Linked DNA regions of Homo sapiens: all the other regions are linked to region 1. Evidence: chromatin contacts called from ENCODE Hi-C data. All regions are on one chromosome and are shown on one strand. The core of a region is the stretch at or near the end of the contact, and the rest is flanking DNA. Distances in the headings are between cores, read along the strand shown.

Region 1 (3,852 bases), core at 873-3,372:
TCTCTGCATTTATAAGAGCAAGACAATGGATTGCGAAAGTGTGGGCAGTAAATCCACCAGTGTCATGTTGCTATATTTATCCATAAAGAATTACGCGGCACGCCCCGTTCATCACTGAGTGCTGAATGGCAGTGCTGAATGGAGAACTGGCTGGAGAATCTGGTTTTAGACATTCGGAGCCTGTTTGTAATTCATCAGCACTGCTCTTTTCCCCTGGGCATTGGTCTGTGATAAAGAAAACTGGATACCAGAGGAATGTGCTGGGCATTTCAGTGCTTTGAGAAAACATAGCCAAGCACTTCTCAGGGCCCATCCCTAGACAGGACCCTGCCTTTACCACTTCATCTCCCAGATGGCTGTGGAGCCAGCCCCTCACCAGAGAGCTACCTGGCTCCACTCAGGCCTCAAATCTACTGTCTGTTGATGGAAAATCCTGCATGTCGTGCCAAGCCAGGCTGATTCAAGGTCGACCTTTCTCCATTTGGGCCAAATGCCCAGCACCCCCAAACCCCTAACACACAACTCTTTGTGGGTCTGGTTTCTGGGAGCTCCTTAAGGAAGAAAAACATAAACAGGAATCATGGTGAGGACTGGGGAGAGGGGCCCTGGGTCGGGGGGGCTCCATTTTATTCGGCTGGAAAGAAAAGGTTGGGGAGGAGGGCTTGCCATTGGATCCAGTTCATTACTTCCCAATAAATCAAAGAAGGGCTGAGAATCCTGACCACCACCCCCAGTAAGGATCAAGTTCCGCTTTCTGGAAGAGGCCTAGAGGTGGATTGCAGGACTTCCCAGTTTAACCAGGTGACAAAGGCTTCTGCTTCAGCCCAGATGTGATCACAGACTTCCACAGCTTCTGCCGACCACAGCCTGGCCTTAAAGTCCAGACCTAGAGTCCCGGAGCTAGTGTGTACTACACAGAATGGAGACCTTGCCTGAGGAGCTGGTTCTCAGAGAACACTGGCAGGAAGGAAGAAAGAAATGTATATTCTAGGAGGCCTCTGCTAACCAGGAAAGGGGGCTGAGTCACACTCTGAAAGGTGGAAGAGGCAGAGAGCAGGTATCAACGCCCTCATTTTACAGATTAAAACAAAACAAGAAAAACAAACACTCCTCACCTCCCTGCAAAAAAACCACCCTGAGGCTCAGACAGGGGAAGTAGCTGGCCCTGGTCACACAGTAGGTTAGCGGCAGAGTTGAGAGGAGACTCCATATGCCCTAGGGATGTGTTGTGATGAACTTTTCCTACTGGTACTGTTTCCTCCCGCGAGGGAATGTCTAGACCAGCCGCACCTTCTTGCTTTGACCCTTCAGAACTTTGGCCTGTCCAGTTAAAGAGGCACAGAGCCCTCCTACCCACAGGGAATGTTTCTAACTTACCAAGCACCTATTATGTGCTTAGAACTTGGACTTTCCTGATCTCATTTAAGCCTCACCATTCTAGTGAGGAAGCATCACAGAACCCATTTTCCTGATGAGGAAACTGAGACTGGGAGGGGTTAAGATCCTGTACACAGTTGTAACTGGCATGTCTGAATCCAGTTTCAAACCAAGGTGCCTTTCAGTGAACACCCAAGCATCTTCCTCTCGGATTAACTGCTAGGCCAATACCAAAATCTCTTTCTCGGGCTACTCTTTTGCTGCTGAGTTAAAAAGAGATCCTGAGACTTAGCCTGGGACCCCGACTCGCGGCGATTCTGTGGCAGGCGCAGACCTTTTCTCCTGTCCTCCACTGCCTCTTTGCCTCGGAGGGCGCCCCGGGGCGCGAGCGGGGCACGGGCGACCCTGGCTCCTTGGAGGCCCGGGGACTTGCTCTCCGCGGTCCGCCGCGGCCGCTCCACCGAGTCCTGGCCTCCAGCGCCCTCACCTGGCTGCTGCGGGCGGGACTCTGCGCACCCGGGCTCCGCGGGCTCAGGTCTGCGTCTCCCAGAGCCGCCGCCAGAGCCCGCCCCGGTCCGGCCCGGGCACAGGGCCCCCGCCCCACTTGGGCAAGGCGGGGGCGCGTGGAGGGAAGTTTCATCGGGGGGCGAGGGAGGGAGCTTCGGTGCCGCGCGGGCGTCAGGGGCTCCTCGGGGGAGGAGTCAGTAAAAGTGGCTATAAAAGCGGCCTCTCGGCTGAGGGCCGGGGAGCTAGCGCTCAAGCAGAGCCCAGCGCGGTGCTATCGGACAGAGCCTGGCGAGCGCAAGCGGCGCGGGGAGCCAGCGGGGCTGAGCGCGGCCAGGGTCTGAACCCAGATTTCCCAGACTAGCTACCACTCCGCTTGCCCACGCCCCGGGAGCTCGCGGCGCCTGGCGGTCAGCGACCAGACGTCCGGGGCCGCTGCGCTCCTGGCCCGCGAGGCGTGACACTGTCTCGGCTACAGACCCAGAGGTAAGAGGGCCTGGCTGGGGGCGTCAGGGATGAGCTGACGGCCCATGCCACGGAAGAGAGGTAAGAAGTGGGGGCCCGCGCCTCCACCCGGCACAGGGTAAACGTTACCCGCCTCAGTTTCTGTTTGTCTGTCCACCCTGTGCTGTGCAGTCTACCTCTATCTGTCTGTTTGTCCATGCGTCTGTTGATGGGCACACGCTCTTGGCACTGTCCTCTGTGGGATTTCTCTGAGATCTTGTGATGCTTTACAAGCTGCAGGTGCCGGGGGGCGCTGGAGTCCCCAGAGGGCATCCAGAGGGGGCAGACTCCTGCTTTCCGTAGATTTTCCCCCTTCTGAATGGCACCGGGGGCTTGCGCCCGGGAGAGTGTCTCGCCGAGGAGGGAGTACCACAAGGGTCAGGTCTCGGTGTCCTGCCGACTGGGAGCCAGCTCACGCCGAGCTCTAGCGGGCGTGCGCCTAGCAACAGGTCTGCGCCCTGCTGCTCCTGCCTCAGCACGCTCTTCCTCCCAGTTTCCCTCGCCTCCCAGTGCCTCCGGGACAGCGCTAGGCACCCAGCGACGCGCTGGCGCGGGGCCGAGCTGAGGCAATTGCAATGTTAGATGAACCCGGGGGGCTCTGCTGATGTTTAGACTGAGACTCCAAACGTGGCATCGCTGGAAGAAGGTCTGGTGGTCCCTGGCAAAGGACGTCGGCTCCAAGAAAGGTCGCGTTAGGTTGTGAGGAAAGGCAGAGAGTCCTGGCAGAACGCTGGCCAGGTCTCCAGCTCGCCGCTCTGGGAACGAAGGCCAGTGACATTCTGGAATGGACCCCAAGGGATGCGTGTGCTCATGAGAGAGGAGCGCTGTGCGCCCTGGGTCCTCAGCCGCAGACACTCTCTGCGACAGCCGCTGTTCCCCAAGGGTCGGACGCTACGGCAGTCCCAGGAGTTCCGCCAGCTGCCGGGTTTGAGGTCCTGAGTCCTTCTCCAAGCAGCCAACGCTACCCACAGGTGAGAGCTCCCTTTAAAAACTAATCTTCTGATGTGTGAGCCAGTGCCTGGCTGCAGCCCCATACCAGGGACGGTGAGCCGGGGAGCGCGTCTCTCCATCCCTGCGGTCTGGAAAGTGATCCAGGGCGCGCCCGAGGGCGGGGAGCCGGCGGCTCTGCGTGCCCAGGCGCGACGCCACCATGGACAGCTCCCAGCCACTTCCTCCACTCGGGGTCTGTGGCCCTGGGTCTCCGGGGAAGTCGTGCGCTTTCTTCCCAGACCCAAGGCGTTGGGGCGCTGGGAAAGAGGAAAGGGACTGAGAGTCCGCTGGGGCCCTCGGTATTACCACTCAGGAGGCAGCCCAGCCCTCAGGAGTCTGTGGTTTGTGACCAGGTCCTAGCTGAGCCGGCAGTTCTGCAGGACCTCCCGGGGGCACTCTGTGGTTCTCTGGCTTTTCTATGACACCACGGAGACCCCTCAGAGCTGTTAGGAAAGTATGGCCCCTGAGAATCCGACC
Region 2 (3,852 bases), core at 1,353-3,852, 860 kb before region 1:
AATTAGCTGGGCATGGGGGTGGGCACCTGCAGTCCCAGCTACTTGGGAGGCTGGGGCAGAAGAATTGCTTGAACCTGGGAGGCGGAGGTTGCAGTGAGCTGAGATCATGCCACTGCACTCCAGCCAGGGCAACAGAGCGAGACTCCGTCTCAAAAAAAAAAAAAAATAGTAAATAAAAAATAAAGGTTTGTCACCATATACTCAAGAGTACTTCTGTTATTCAAATCTCCTAACTGGGAGTTACAAATATCTCTGACTCTGCTCTTGTAGCTGTCAGAGCATAAAATGCCCTTCCCACTCTTTCCTCACTTCCAGACTCCAAAGCCTCCTCCTCAAAGTTTGGCCCCTCTACTTTGGACTACTGTTTTCTTCCCAGTTACTGCGCACTGACAGTACTTTTGTTCTCTCTTTCGGCAATTCACCATACACTTTCTAGTTTATTTATCTGCATAAAACTTAGTTCTCAACAAGACTATAACTGCCTTATGAACAGGAATCAACAGTTGAGAATCTTCAGAGTCTCCTATAACATCATGTAAGAGCTCACTAAATGTTTGATTTAAATAACTAGGCTTAAGAGTAATAGGCTGGGCATGGTGGCTCATGCCTGTAATCCCAGCTCTTTGGAAGGCCGAGGCGGGAGGATCACGAGGTCAGATCGAGGCCATCCTGGCTAACACGGTGAAACCCGTCTCTTCTAAAAATACGAAAACAAAAAATTAGCAGGGAGTGGTGGCCAGTGCCTGTAGTCCCAACTACTCGGGAGGCTGAGGCAGGAGAACGGTGTGAACCCAGGAGGCGGAGCTTGCAGTAAGCCAAGATCTCAACAGTGCTAAATGCATACATGGATTATCTTACTAAATTTTCATAACTCTATAGAGGTAAGTGCTATCATTATTTTCTCCATCATAGAGGAAGAAAGTGAAGCTCAGAATAACTTGCTCAAGGTCATACAGGCCTGGGCAAACCCAGGGCCTGAATCCAGCAAAGCTCTTAACTACCTCAGAACACTGCACAGTTCGAGCCCTGCAATACTACAGTCTATGAATGATTTCGATTTCACTAAGTTAGAAATTTGAATTTCAACAGAGACATTTTAGCTAAAAGGTAAAATTTTAAAGAGGATGAATTAAGAGAATTTCCCACAGACATCTTTATAATAAAATGAGGAGAAAAGCCTCCCATTTCCTATTTATGAAAGTGATATTAAGGTGTGTGTCACAATTTCATCAAGAAGTGGCTTATGACAATACAGCTTTGGTTTAGGTATTAAAATAGGACTCTTTTCTGCCCATAGGAGGACATGGAAATGAAGGATAGATGTGATAAATGTCAATTCAGAGCTCTGCAAAATGCCAGACTCAATTCTTGTTTTAAAATATCAGAGCCAGGGCTCTTGTTTCACCCTTGATTCTTCACACAAAACACCACCATCCTCTGACCTCTTCACACAGAGCAAGCTTTACCCCACTACCTAAAGGGGAGTGCTGATCCACATGGTCTCCCCATCCACGCTAGAAATTGATCCCAAACACCAACCGCTGCATAGACGTCGGCGACTTTGGTCTGCACCCCCCGAACTTGGTGATACCTCATCAAGCCAAACCCCTCCCCAACATCCAAAATGCCCAGACCAGCATCCGAAAGCTGGTCTCCTATACAAAGCAGAATCCCTGCCTACAAAGCAGTTTCCCACCTCCGACTCCTCCCCACGGCGAACAGCCCTTCTGGATCCAACCAACCCACCAACCCCAATAGGGCCCAGCACCCAGAGGGTCCACAATCCAGAGAAGGAGCTACAAGCCCTGTACTTGCAAGCCTCGAACCCCCAACTCCAACTGACCTCCCCTCTGCCAGAGCAAGACCACGAGTACCCGCCGAGAGCGGACCTGGCTGGCTACACAAAGCCAGGCGCCCGACCAGAGGGATCCTCCGGGACGTCCTCCGCCACCGGGGCGTCCCCGCCCAGCCCCGCCCGGCGCCCGGCGCTCACCAGCTCTCCTCCCCCTCCTCCTAGCCTGACAGACGCTCCAGGTCGTCTAGCAAGCCGCCCTCCCCCGCCGCCAGCAAGAAGGTGGCGTCTCGCAGCTCCTCGTTATTCGTCCGCCTCGGGTCCATCCGGCCCCGCCGCCCGACTTTGCGCTGAGACCCAAGGGGAAGCCCCGAGGGGACCCCGCGCCGTAGGAGGGAGTGGAGGAGCCGGCGAACCGCGATGGAGCCGGGGCCCAGCACAGCGCGAGCGGCTCCTCGGCTGTTCGTGCTGCTTCCCCAGCTTCTTCACCGGCACCTGCAGCTTCCGCACCTCCTGGTCCGCGTTCACGTTAGAGTTAACGTCCTCCATCCCGGCCCCGCTGCCTCCGCCGCCCGCGGCCCTCTCGCTCTCGCAGCAACAAGGGAAGAGCCGGAGGAAAGAGGCGTCCACGCCGCTCACTCCAGCCGAGGCCCCCGCATATAGCAGGGCCAGGCCCCGTCGCCAGGGTTCCCCCAGCGCGGGTCCCGAAGCACCGCTGGCCACAGATGAACCGCCTCCTCAGCGCAGGTCCGGGATTCGGGGAGGCAGCGCCAATATCCGGTCTCTGCAGCCATCTTCCCTCCGTCCCTCCGCCCACCGAGGGTCGGCCCTGTAGGTGACCTCAGAGCGTCGGGGATGGGCGTGGCCCCGTCGGGCGCTAAGAAGACCTAGCGCAGAGAGGACCGCCGAGCTCCCGACGGGGCGGGGCCAGGTGTGTGAGGGGCGGGGATTGGACCCGGAGGGGCGTGTCTGGACTGCCGGCGGAAGTGGAACGCGGCCTGACCTGCGACGGAAAGCCACTGCAAGCCCGGAGGCGAACAGAAGGCATTCCGCGAGCCGGGCTGAGTTGGTGAACACGGTCCTCGTTCACCCCGCCTATTGGTCTGGGCGTGTGGGGTATTCTCCACCCACTTATACGGCGTGTGGGACCGACGGGCCCGTCCTGCCCGGCTCCGGTCCGGATCTCGAGTAGGCGCTCAATGGGATTCGGGGAGACGTAGTTTACTTTGTTCAGCAAATATTTAACCGATGCCTATTTTAATGGGAGATTGTTTCCGCTGGCGGGAGCCTCAGAGACCGCCTGTGTCCTTTAAGAAACCCGAATTTCAGACAGTTAAGAGAGGTCTAAGGTCAAAATAATAATCATAATTTCTTCTTACTGGCCAGATACTATGCTAAGCCCTTTTTAATTTTATTATTATTATATTTTGTCACCGAGGCTGGAGTGCAATGGCCCGATCTTGGCTCTGCAACCTCCGCCTCCCGGTTTAAAGCGATTCTCCTGCCTCAGCCTCCCGAGTAACTGGGATTACAGGCGGGCGCCACCACGCCTCGCTGATTTTTGTATTTTAGTAGAGACGGGGTTTCGCCATTTTGGCCAGGCTGGTCTCGACCCTGACCTCAGGGTGATCCGCTCACCTCAGCCACTCAAAAGTGCTGGGATTACTGGCGTCAGCCACCGCGCGCCCGGTCGTGCTAATCACTTTGAAAGGCATTATCTCATCGGTTAAAACATAGTTTTCCGGACTTAAAAGTTTACAGCACACTGGCGCAGAAGATGGAAAACCGCTGCTTGCCTTTCTCCGTTTATTGACTCACATTCTGCTCTTTGGATCATTTTCTTCGGAAAAAGTTTTCCAAAGTGTGTCTTGTGTATTAAAAGTTGTGTATTAAAAGTATTTGAACACGCTGACAGATACTGAAGAATGCAGAAAATTGTATGAGTGTGAAAATCTGCCTTTACGATGTGTACTAGTGGCAGCAAATCCAAACAAAATTTAAGTGCTTTGTTTTGATCACATTCATTGGGCTTCAGATGTCAATTGTGCGCTGCTTTGGCT
Region 3 (3,852 bases), core at 744-3,243, 540 kb before region 1:
TCCCTTGTGAATGAAGTCTGTTATCCCTGTGTTATAAACAAAGAGATGGGGGCAACTACCGGCCAACAAGAGCTAAGCGATGGAGGTGGGAGCTGTGTGTGCATCTGTGGGCAGAAAACAGAAAAGCCCCATGTGTGACTCCCTAGACCACTCTCCAGGGTCAGGATTCAGGAGCTCAGGGAAAAAGGGGCCCTGCAGCACCATTGTCTGAGAAGGATTCTCTTCCTTTCCTGCCTCCTGTTCCTTCTTTTCTCATATATTATTCTCCAAACGCTGGGCTTCTCAAATGAAATAGGAACTTTTCCCCTTTTCATGACTTTGTTCAACAGACCTTTCTATGTCGAGAGCCCACGGCCCCTAGGAAATCTTTCAGGACGACCTTCAAGTATCACCTGCTATGATCTGAACTGAGGACCCCCTTTTGGGTTTCTGATGCCTCTTGGCATCAGAAACATGCTCAGACATGTAAGGGCTTCAGCTGCCATGAGGGCAGGGGCCCCCATTCTCCTTTGCTTTGCTCTGCAGGGCAGGGTGGGTGCTCAGTAACCATGCACAGTGAGGACAGCAAGCTCAGCTCTGCGTTCCACCCTCCCCCACAGAGCTGAGATGATGGAACGGGGCCTCATGACTGTAGAGACCCCAGGTGCCCACGGAAGTCAGGCGCACTGGCCCTTGGGGGAAACAGCTGCTCGTTGGCCTACCCTCCCTTCCACCCACAGCACAATTTCCTGGAAACCTGCCTAGTGCAGATTGAAGAAAGAGAAGCAGAAATACCAAAGTCCAATTCTTCCCATCCCACCCATAGAAAAACCCACATATGCAAAATGATAAGCCCTTTCCCCTGCCTGACTTCACCTTCCAAAACACTTTCATGTCCGTATCCCACTTTTTCACTCCAATAACATCCTTGTGAGGTGGGCAGAGCAGTGAGCATTCCTGTTTTATAGATGAGGAGACCGAGGCTCAGAGAGGCTACCTGGTCTGGACAGGACATTCCTGTTTTATAGAAGAGAAACTGAGTCTCTTTATTCTATGTTATGTAGGTTGAGAGAGACACCCTAAGAGAGACAGAGAGGCTGCACTTTGACCTGCATCGTGGTCACTCTGAGTGACCGTCCCCTATGTTGAAAGGCAGGAAGGAGAGGAGAGGCCCTAAAACGAGTTCCTGCACCCCAGGTGTCCACTCTGTGCTTTCAGGACTTGATGGCAAGTTAGATGTCTTTGAAATCTGCAGAAACTCTCCTGGCCCGCAAGGGGGCTCCTGTGAGCCCGGGCAAGAAGTTAAACAACGTGGAAGCCTTTCAGGCATGCTGGGCAGGAAGGGGAGGCAGAGATATGGCCCCGTCTGGCGCCTCCTCAACCAGAATGGCTCTGAATTATCTGTTTTCTAGATTGGGGTATCACAGGGGACTGTGTTTGAAACAAGTTCCACCTCCCCTGGAGTTTGCAAATTTGCATGAACAATGCCTCACTAGTCAATGCCGAGGGAGGAGCCTGTAAATCCCAGGTCACAACACGGGGCCCTCTGGTAGATCGGGGCAAAGCTATGCTATGTTTGGGCTGCAGACTGGCTTTATGTTTAATTTTGTTTTACCTTGAAAAAGTTGGCCCTTGGAGAATTTCACATAAAATTCAGGATTTCTGCTTTTGGAAGATTGGCTACACTGGGGCTGCCTTTCTGCCCTACAATGTGCAGGTGGAGCTGAGCTGCCAGAGTCCCCTTTACACTGCTCATGGAGTTGGTTTTTCACAGCCTCCACCACTCCCTATGGCTCAGACCCAGCCAGCTTTGGTCATTGATGTCATCTGCCCAGCCCCTGGAGGCATCTGATTTTACCATCTCATGCATGTGTGGCTTTAAAGAAGTAGGCTGTGAGTTAGAATTTCCAAACTTTGTTGCACAGGCAGGTCAGGAGGCTTGGATTTGTGAAAGACTTGATCTGTGACCACATGAGCTGCAGCTTCGGTCTGCCAACCCTCTGATTCCTTTGAACTACCTCCTCTTCATTCAGGAAGGAAGCCGTGCCAAGTGCATCTGCCCGGTTCCCTTGACCTGCCACCCAGAACAGATGCCAGTCAGTGCTGCCAGCCAGGCCCAGCTTTGGGAGTCTCAGGGTCTCCTACAGGGCCTAGTTGTTGAGGGCTGTGTTAAGCCATCCCAGGCTGGTGAACACAAAGTTACATTCCCAAGTTATACCTACCAAGCCTGGGGTATGGTGTAAGCTGTACATTAGGCAGTGGCTACTCTAATGGGCATTAAGATACTTTCCTGCACAGGGAACTCCCTTTGCCAGTTGTCACCTTAGCATATTCTCTGGGTCAGGCCCCAAGAGCCCTAAAAGGGAAGGCATGACGGCCACTCACGGGGTGAGTGGTGAGAGGTGGGGGCAGGTAGAACCTTGCAATGGTAGAGTCTTCACAGGGTGGTGTCCCAGTAGCTATAGCAGATGCCTTGGACAAGAGGTCAGAGTTATTTTCTAGGGCTAGGCAGGTAGCAACACACTAAGAGAATCCAGATTATTTACCATCGTCATTTTCCCTCCTTTCTTCCTGCAAAATTCAGATGCAAAGCCATCTTTCTCCTTGTACCCCAAGGGTAAATGATGCCTCCCAGCTGAGAGCCAGAGAGATGAGGCAGACAGAGTGTGCAGATGTGGCTGTCTCACATTGGACTTAGTCCACCAGTCACAGTGAGATGAGTCCCTTCAGTCGTTGAGTCTCTGTACCCTTCTCATGATAATGGAGCAATGACACCCCTTCTTTTGGGGCTACCAGCTTAGATGGTGTAGTCAACATGGAAGAGCATTTTGAATAAGTGGAAAGAGCTGTGTTAACAGCTCCTGGGAGGAGACCAGGGGATGTTGGAGGAGTATGATGCTCTGGGCCATCTGGAAGGCAACAAGCAGTCAGGCTCTGCTGAAGTCCACTGTGGAGCCCAGGGCTCAGCCATCCTGCCCATCTCCTCCATCTCCTGCATCTCTGCATCCATGGAGGGAAGATTGACTTTTCCCATCCTGCTCACCAAGGAGGTGGGAAATGGGAAGATCAACCAAGCCATTGTTATTACCTTTCTCTCTTTAGAGTCCTTGAAACTGTCTGCTTGTTTTCTGCTGAACGTAAGTAATCCTACTTATACTCTGCTAATGCCTTCTTTCCTCTGAGCCTAGCAAGTGAGATTTAAATGAACAGATGAGGTCTGAAAATTTATGTGCAAAGCCCATGTTCAGGACAGTGAGGGATATGCTGTCAAAGGATGTATCAAAGTCAGCTGAAGCTATAATGATCCTTACATTATTCTTGAAAAATTGAACCACGAGGAGGCACAGCCCAACACAGGGTTGGTCATGGGAGGCTGAGCTCCTCAGGTGCGTCACTGGCTGGACTCCATTCTTCCAGGGGGATGTGCAACATGTGATGAGATCTCTAGTTTGGAAAAAGTAAAGGAGCTCTCTGATTGAAGATCAGGCAGAGTTTCCTTTGAGTCTGTGCAGAAGGCCTCACACCAGAGTGGTGCAGGGTGAACCCGTCAGCAAGGACTTGGGTGGCTTTGTATAGTTCTGGCTGCAAGAAAGAGTGAATCAGCCCCAGACACTGCCCTCTGTGGTTGAGGCAAAGAAGACACAAATGACTAGAAATTGTGTTTCTAATAAGTTTCCTGAGGATGCTGATGCTGCTGGTCTGTGACCCTGTGGGCTAGATCTTTCCCACAGAGAAGGGCAAGTTCAGCCCCCTAACACCGTCGGCACCTTAAACCATATAAAGCACTATCAGGTACACAATCTCATCATCTCATCTGCATTCCAACAGCCTCCAGTGAGCTGGAACTGAGTGTAAGGGTTGAGAGTTGGGCCT

What was found. A loop is a pair of places that touch in the nucleus more often than their neighbours do. Pooled maps may share reads with other maps.
Region 2: a map of chondrocyte shows a loop between it and region 1 (3-fold over the local background). The contact joins the promoter of ST20 here to the promoter of CEMIP in region 1. A Hi-C loop is called at or near these places in 1 of 168 maps with a recorded cell type or tissue (chondrocyte).
Region 3: a loop to region 1 is called in a map of IMR-90, with 36 times the contacts of the local background. The contact joins the enhancer-like site here to the promoter of CEMIP in region 1. A Hi-C loop is called at or near these places in 3 of 168 maps with a recorded cell type or tissue (HCT116, IMR-90 and chondrocyte) and 9 of 50 pooled maps.

Annotation. Positions count from the first base shown.
Region 1 is chr15:80,777,248-80,781,099 of GRCh38, forward strand. It overlaps CEMIP (cell migration inducing hyaluronidase 1), which reads left to right and starts at 2,123. Exons shown (of 30, transcript NM_001293298.2): 1 at 2,123-2,367. RefSeq lists a silencer at 1,745-2,024 and an enhancer at 2,645-3,150.
Region 2 is chr15:79,921,150-79,925,001 of GRCh38, forward strand. It overlaps ST20 (suppressor of tumorigenicity 20), which reads right to left and starts at 2,603. Exons shown (of 3, transcript NR_037653.2): 1 at 2,303-2,603. ST20-MTHFS (ST20-MTHFS readthrough) reads right to left here and starts at 1,943. Exons shown (of 4, transcript NM_001199760.2): 1 at 1,890-1,943. ST20-AS1 (ST20 antisense RNA 1) reads left to right here and starts at 1,622. Exons shown (of 1, transcript NR_028330.1): 1 at 1,622-3,705. RefSeq lists silencers at 1,761-1,870, 1,891-1,960, 1,971-2,020, 2,641-2,790 and enhancers at 2,321-2,500, 2,931-2,980, 3,182-3,842.
Region 3 is chr15:80,241,075-80,244,926 of GRCh38, forward strand. All of the region lies in intron 1 of CTXND1 (cortexin domain containing 1), which reads right to left. Among named protein-coding and RNA genes, the nearest start is that of CTXND1, 9.2 kb to the right of the region's middle. RefSeq lists an enhancer at 942-1,485. Within about 2 kb of position 1,994, at least 3 of the 41 ENCODE cell types and tissues checked have a DNase peak (open chromatin) inside an H3K27ac peak, as active enhancers do.